3 separate regions of the Mus musculus genome follow, and all the other regions are linked to region 3. The links are chromatin loops, found by intact Hi-C in ENCODE. Cell type or tissue: gastrocnemius. All regions are shown on one strand. Region 1 holds the start of Mir7079 (microRNA 7079). Region 2 overlaps Gm35466 (a long non-coding RNA gene). Region 3 overlaps Dpep1 (dipeptidase 1).

Region 1 (2,500 bases), 85 kb before region 3:
ACCCACACCTGCATCTGCTTTGAGGGTTAAAGGCAAGCCCGATCTTATGAAGGAATTTTCTCATTGAAGTTTTTTCTTCTGCCATCACTTTGGCTGTGTCAAGTTTTAATAAATTCACCAGAATGTGCCTTACAGAGGTTGTGGCTCTAATTTTATAATATATATTTCCATATATAAGCCAAAGCTGGTTTAGAACTTAATTTGTAGTCTATGGTGGCGAAGACTCAGGATTCTCCCATCGCAACCTGACAAATAGTGGGGATTTACTTATCCCAGGGGGTGGTTCTGCGCCCGGAGGGCTGAGGCAGTGAGTCCTGTGCACAGGTCCTGTAGGCTCCTGACTTCTGTTCTCTTTCCAGGTGTACAAAAAGGAAAAGGCCAGAGTTATCACAGAAGAAGAGAAGAACTTTAAGGCTTTTGCCAGTCTCCGAATGGCCCGTGCCAATGCCCGACTCTTTGGCATCCGAGCAAAAAGGGCGAAGGAAGCTGCAGAGCAAGATGTTGAAAAGAAAAAATAATTCTGTGTTGGAGAGCTGCAATAAATTTTCCATAAAGCAAAAGCTGGGTTTCTTTGTCTTTTTTTCTTGAGCAATAGTTGTGTGTTGCAGGTTTGAGTTAGAAGGTATTCCTAAGAGATGTGATTGAGTTTCAGCATTTTGGGCCTTAGTTATAACTGAGTGGGTGGGAGACTGCTGTTAACACCAGCTGCTGAGCTCAAACGTCGTAAATGCCATAGCCCAGCCCTAAAATTAACTTCAGCAGGGTCTTCCTTGGGGTGGTCGCTGTCTACTGTATCAGTAGCTGTAGCAGGCTCTTCTAACTTAGCCCAGAGGAAGGCTGGTGCCTGGATTTTGTAGTAACTTGCCCCTCTCTTCCCTGGTGTGACAGGATTAGGTTTGCCCCGACAGTGACTTAGAACCATGGGAGTCCTGTATTACCCTGCATGTGCAGTGCCTGTGGTGCCTGAGGCATTCTTACTACATACAAAGAGGAGAGCCCCAGAGATAGGTTTTGGGGCCTGAAGTTTTTTCTTTTTGGCCCAAGCATTCTTCAATACCTGCCTTGTCCCCCAAGCAGTAAACCACTAGAAAGCACCCTGGAAATGGGTCCCATGTTTGAAGGATTGAAGTTACTTGGAAGAGTAACGGGGGTAACATGCCTACCAGTTCGAGGGCACCATGCTGTGCCCTAGGAACAAGATATATAGGATGGCCAGGCATTGATGGCACACACCTTTAATCCCAGCACTTGGGAGGCAGAGGCAGGCGGATTTTTTAGTTTGAGGCCAGCCTGGTCTACAGAGACATTCAAGGCTAAACAGAGAAACCCTGTCTCAAAAAAAAAAAAAGATAACCTAGGATGGTGCTAGACTTGGTCATATATGAATGTCCACAAGGGGGCAGAAGTTTTTAGTACAGGTATGGTAAATGTGAAATTTATTTGTGTTAGGCCTTGATATATGTGTTGTGTACAAATCTGAGAAGGATTTAAAATCGTAAGATACCATCAGGAAGTCTGGCCCTCTGCAAGAGCAAGTGTGCTTAACCACCCACCAGCCATCTCTCCATCCCCAGGTGAGGGGAAGAACTTGATGCCAGGCTATGAGTGCAATTGAACATCCTTAGAATTTGTGGCCACTTACACAGATCAGCTCTAGTAACATTTAGTACCATCTAGGGACCATTTTGGTCTTTTTTTTTTTTTTTTTTAATTTATTTAAATAAGTGGACTGTAGCTGACTTCAGACACACCAGAAGAGGGCATCAGATCCCATTACAGATGGCTGGGAGCCACCATGTGGTTGCTGGGATTTGAACTCAGGACCTTCCGAAGAGCAGTCAGTGCTCTTACTCCCCTGAGCCATCTCTGCAGCCCCCATTTTGGTCGTTTCTTTGGGGTTGCCCCTCACTCTGTTTTTGAGACAGTCACTGTGTACCCTAGCTGTCCTGTGTAAACTAGGCTGGCCTCAAACTCATATCCTCCTGCCTCTGTTCCCTTAGTTTTGCTTTTTTTGGTTTTGTTTTTTTAGATTGATTTATTTATTGTTATATGTGAGTACACTGTAGCTGTCTTCAGTCACTCCAGAAGGGGGAGCCAGATCCCATTGCAAATGGTTGTGAGCCACCATGTGGTTGCTGGGATTTGAACTCAGGAACTTTGGAAGAGCAGTCAGTGCTCTTAACCGCTGAGCCATCTCACCAGCCCTCCCTTTGGTTTTAAAAATGTTGTAAATTTAGTTTTTGATTTTAGATAGCCGTTTCCTGTGTAGGTAGCCCTGAATAGCCAGACACTCAGGCTTGCCACTGCCTGCCAAGTTCTGCATAGGTGTGTGCTATTGCTCCTTGTATCCTTTTAAGAATGTATATGTGCCTTCATGCTCATGCGTTTATGTGCACCCTGGGCCTGCAGGAGCTTGCTGTAAACTGCATGGACTCTGGGAAGCTCCTCTGCAGTAGTGGTTAGAATGGGTAGGTGAGGTGAGCTAAGCCTGGCTGGGTGA
Region 2 (2,500 bases), 360 kb before region 3:
TGCCTGGCCTGTGGTTTAACCTCATACTTGGCATATTGCCGGAGGGGCCGGAGCCGGCCCAGGTGGGCGACGAGCAGGCGATAACAGGCCGTGAGGTGTCTGTGAGAAAGGCTCAGGCCAGGAACCAGATCTCAGCACCGTGAGCCAATCCTCATTTGCTGCTTTACTAAGGAGGGAAGCATTCCACACTCACTGCATAGATCCACCTCAAACAGCACACTGCGAGCTCCGAAGTAACGCTGGCCCTCAGTGGCTCGGCGCACACTGTGCTGGGTCTTGTCCACTTAAGACAAAACTGGAGTTATCTGGGAAGAGGGGATCTGTTTGAGGAATTGCCTCCATCAGATGTGCCAGTGGATACGCCTGAGAGACATTGTCTTAATTGCTCATTAATGTAGGAGAGCCCGCCCACTGTGGGCGGAGCCATCCCTAGCCCAGATGAGCCTGGGCTATGTAAGAAAGTAGCTGAGCAAGCCAGAGGGTAGGCAGTGTTCCTCTGTGCTTCGGTTGCTGACTCCCAGTTCCTGCTTTAGGCTTTGACCATGTTTTCTCTCAGTGACTGGTAGGACAGCAGCTCAGAGAAAACTACCACAGGTATCGTCCTGTGGGTCTGCCTGGGTGTGTCAGCATCAGTGCCCGGGAAGCCTAGCGAGGCTGAGGGAGTTTTGAAGTGCAGTTGATCCCCAGTCAGCACAAGGTGGCCACAGTTGTTGGTGGTGGTTTTTGTTGGTTTTTTTATTTTTCCAGCCAGGGTTTTTCAGTGTAGCCGTACTTGGTCTGTCATGAGCCCCCTATCGGATGAGTAGACATCTGTACTGTCTCCCCAGGAAACTCACTCTGTAGACCAGGCTGGCCTTGAACTCAGAGATCCACCTGCCTCTGCCTCCCCAGTGCTAGGATTAAAGGCGTGCGCCACCGCGATCACCTGACTGCAAGCGACTGTTCTTTTCCTGTGTGCTCTTGAGAGCTTCTGGACCACATTGCCCATTATGGGGCCTGAAGGCTGTGGAACATCGTGCAGTAAGTACATCCTGTCACCAGCAGGGGGCAGACAGAGCCCTTGGCACTGGATGGGGCATCTCAATATAATACCTCTATAGATAGACTCCTCTGTCCCTGGGAGGTGCTTAAAGAGCCAGAAAACCTTCTATAGGAGCCACCCCACGCCCACCCCCCCCCCCAGGTCGGGGCTCATGTGCCTTCCTGATTTGCCCCCCTGCACCCTTTTCCACTTAAGGTCTGGCCCTGTTGTGTAACAAAATTTCCTGGGGAGACATTCCACATGTCTATTCACCCATCCCCCCGACCCCCAACAGACCCAAGTACAGATACCAGGAAAGCCCAACTTGGGGAGCCAGTGGGTTTTATTGGTGTTTCTTACAGGAGCAGAAATTACTCAAAGACAGTTGTATCACCAAGGCTCACGGCAGCATGGGTGACAGCTCACAGAGCTGGGAGCCTCGAGAGCACTGCACAGCCTGCAGGCAGCACGACAGGTTGGAGGTGTCCTTTCCAGTCTGTGCTCTAACCCTCTGCCAGGCAGCTCTGCTGGTTTCTGCTTCTTCCGGGCAGCTGGTCTGCGTTAAGAGTCTTTGGAGCTTGGTTCTGCTCTTCTGCAGAGGGAATCTCGGTTTCTATTGCTTACTCTGGCATGGATGGGCCTGGTGAATCTAGTCTGTTTTAGGGACTTCCTGAAGCTTCCTGAGTTATTTAGGGTTCCTATTGCTGTGAACAGACACTGTGACCACAGCAATTCTTATAAAGGAAAACACTAAATTGGTGCTAGCTTACAGTTCAGAGTTATCATCATGGCAGGAAGCATGGCAGCACGCAGGTACATGTGGTGCTGGAGAAGGAGCTGAGAGTTCTACATTTTGATCCATGGCAGCAGAAGGAGACTCTGTGTCACAATGGGCATAACTTGAGCATATATGAGGCCTTAAAGCCAGCCTCCATGGTGAAACGCTTCCTCCAACAAGGCCACACCTCCTCTAACAAGGCCACACCTCCTAATAGTGCTACTCCCTAGGGGTCACACGTTCAAACACAAGTCTATGGGGTTCAAATGACCACACTGAATGTCCACCACGTCTCCTCCATAAATCTCTGGCCAATACCGACAGTAATCTCTAGTTTGGTCATAGAGAAAGCAGCCACAGGGACAGGTGTCTTAGAAGTTGATTTAGGCTTAGTGGTGATGGCCTGCTGGTGAGCCTCAGAAACCCTGCCAAGCAGGTGAAGGGACAGCTGAGCCTACGTCCCTTACACCTCAAGTCTCCATAGTGCGCTGCCGATGAGAGGGAGTAAGAGCGGGTGGAAAAAGAAAAGGTAGGGGATTAGGTAATCTAGTTTACTGTCCCGGCTGCCATCGGAGAACAGCAGCCATGGTCCTGCGCTACCCCATGGCCGTGGGCCTCAACAAGGGCCACGAGGTGACGAGGAATGTCAGCAAGCCGAGACACAGCCGGTGCTGCAGGTGCCTCACCAAGCTCACCAAGTT
Region 3 (2,500 bases):
ACAAACAAGCACACTTCCACCTACACATAGACACACCCGCAAGATAAGTGAAGAGGGCGGGGACGGGCAGAGGGGGCACACGAGAACAAAGCGTCACATATGTATGTATGAAAGTGTCCATAAGACAGGGAGCTAGAGATGTACCTGAACTGGCAGAGTCTTCTCTAGCGTTCACGAGGCGCCAGGGCTCTAGTCTATCTTCCACATATAATTAGGTGTGCCCCACACCAGGCAGTAGGAGGCCAGAAGATCACAAGTTCAGGGTTACACTCAGCTAGTAAATTGGAGGATGCAGGAGACCCTGCCTTTAGAAATGGGAAAACAAACAAACAAACAAACAAAAAGCCCTCTCCAGGCAGTGGTGGCACATGCCTTTAATCCCAGCACTTAGAGGCAGAGAGGCAGGCGGATTTCTGAGTTCGAGGCCAGCTGGGCTACACAGAGAAACCCTGCCTCAAAAAAACAAAAACAAAAACAACAACAACAACAAAAAGAACTCAATGACAAACATGTAATTCACTGAGAAATCACAGAACTGATATCAGGAGGAGGCTACCACTCCCCAGAAAAGAAAAAAACATGCCGTCTGCAAAGGACTGGGGTAACAAAATATTATGATTTTATTATTATTTATATGCGGCTGACCCGACGACGACGTTCCTATCAACAGCTCAAGTGAGACAGACTTTGGAGCCTTCAAGCTCATGGGGAAATGGTTTACAACCCAGAACTGCACATCCAGCAAACCGTTGACCTGGTCTGAAAGCTGAATAGACATAATGCAGGCTTGCAAAAGCTCAGAAATGTGGTCCCTGCACACCCACTGCCAGAGGCTGTTGTGAAGACCTGTCCTAATCAAGTACGAGGCTAAGCCAAAACGGAGGAACAGTTAAAGCACAGATAATAAGTGGAAGCCGTAGGCTCCAAGCTGGCAGCTAGGGATCCTGGAGGAGGCGAAGCCAGATGAGAGCGCTTGGGAGGGAGGAGGCTGTGGTGTGAGGAGCCTGAAAGACCGGGAGAGTGTGGGAGCGCCACCCAGTGGGAGGACCTGGGCCAATCAAAAGTTCAGAACAAACGGGAAGACACTGCTTTTTTTTTTTTTGGTTTTTCGAGTCAGGGTTTCTCTGTGTAGCCCTGGCTGTCCTGGAACTCACTCTGTAGACCAAGCTGGCCTCAAACTCAGAAATCCACCTGCCTCTGTCTCCCGAGTGCTGGGATTAAAGGCGTGTGCCACCATGCCCGACTAAGACACAGCTTTTAAAGACAAAGGTTTTACTCTGCAGCCTAGGCTAGCCTCAAATGTGCCACTGTCCGACCTCAGCCTCCCAAGTGCAGGATTATAGAAGTTCTATGTATGAGCAAGTCAGTGTCTCGCCCTCTCCCAAAGGCTCAGTTCTGAGTCCTCTGACTCAGTGGTTCCCAGCATGTGGGTCAAACGACCCTTTCACGGGGGTCACGTATCAGATATCCTGCACACCAGGTATGTACAATACGATTCATCACAGCAGCAAAACTACAGTTAGGAAGTAGCAATGAAAATAGTTTTATGGTTGGGAGTCACCACACCATGAAGAACTGTATTTAAAGGGTCCCAGCATTAGGAAGGTTGGCTTTTTCTACTTAAGAAAAGAAGGCGACACAAGGACTTCTCAATTTTGAGAAATGTGAGCAGCTCATAAAATCCCAGATCGACCTACCTACAGTTGATGAAGCGGGATTCGAACCGGGAGCTCCAAGGCACACTATTCTGTTGTGTCCGGCCAGCAGACCACAACCTGGGTTCTAGCCTGGAAAGGCATTTTGGAAACCTGGAAGAGAAGAGGGGCTAGGTGGCGAGAGAAAAGAATGTAGCCAAGACAGTTACTCTGATCAAGGCTCAAATTTTATTGTTGCGACACTAGTTATGAAGGAAGGGGGAGGGGACCCGATTCCCGCCGAATAATCTCTGGTCCAGTAGAAAGGTGCACGTGTGTGGCTCCGCAGGTTCCAGCAGTGGGCGTGGCAGAACGAATGAGCAGGAAGCTCCACCCCTGAGCAAGCAGGTTTCAGGCTAGGGGAGGGGAGACTACACTATTCTGCTTTTGTGCTTTCCACATCTGAAGCAGGAGTGGAGCTCTAGCTTGATGCAGTCTAGGCAAAGGCTGCAATACTGAGCGCCAATCCCCAGCTCCTTTAGGGCTTTCCAACCAGCACAGAGATGACCGGAGACATTTGAAAAGCAGTTTTCAACAATCCGAGCTGGGCGTGGTGGTGTGCTTATACAATCCTGGTACTTGGATCGCATGAGTAAGAGTTCAAGGCCAAGCTGGGCAGTGGTGGTGCATACCTTTGATCCCAAGCACCCAGGAGGCAGAGCCCCCGAGTTCAAGGCCAGCCTGGTCCACGAAATAAAGTTCCAAGATTACACTGAGAAATCCTGTACAAAAAAAAAAAATGCAAAATTGCAAACAAGCAAAATAAATATCCCAAGAGAAATGATAAGAAGAGAGAACAGGCCGGG

What was found. Hi-C counts contacts between places; a loop is a spot of excess contacts. Peaks named below come from ENCODE experiments on the same cell type or tissue, not always from the same donor. Only the 100,000 strongest peaks of a DNase experiment are listed, where the experiment ranks them.
Region 1: it touches region 3 in a loop (9-fold over the local background); 27 of 42 quality-filtered maps call a loop at or near these places.
Region 2: it touches region 3 in a loop (2.6-fold over the local background); 19 of 42 quality-filtered maps call a loop at or near these places.

What each region holds. Positions count from the first base shown.
Region 1 is chr8:123,104,685-123,107,184 of GRCm38, forward strand. It overlaps Rpl13 (ribosomal protein L13), which reads left to right. Exons shown (of 6, transcript NM_016738.5): 6 at 360-560. The coding sequence ends at 518. It overlaps Mir7079 (microRNA 7079), which reads left to right and starts at 291; the gene lies at 291-359. In gastrocnemius, CTCF peaks have their summits at 1,394 (motif pointing right) and 2,087 (motif pointing right); no DNase peak of the experiment used is centred here.
Region 2 is chr8:122,834,167-122,836,666 of GRCm38, forward strand. Gm35466 (a long non-coding RNA gene) reads left to right here. Exons shown (of 3, transcript XR_388150.3): 2 at 892-1,020; 3 at 1,384-2,500. Among named protein-coding and RNA genes, the nearest start is that of Gm35466, 12 kb to the left of the region's middle. In gastrocnemius, a CTCF peak has its summit at 1,040 (motif pointing right); a DNase peak (open chromatin) is centred at 1,044.
Region 3 is chr8:123,189,910-123,192,409 of GRCm38, forward strand. All of the region lies in intron 1 of Dpep1 (dipeptidase 1), which reads left to right. Among named protein-coding and RNA genes, the nearest start is that of Dpep1, 4.9 kb to the left of the region's middle. In gastrocnemius, a CTCF peak has its summit at 1,042 (motif pointing left); a DNase peak (open chromatin) is centred at 1,006; H3K4me3 peaks cover 688 bases; H3K27ac peaks cover 1,270 bases.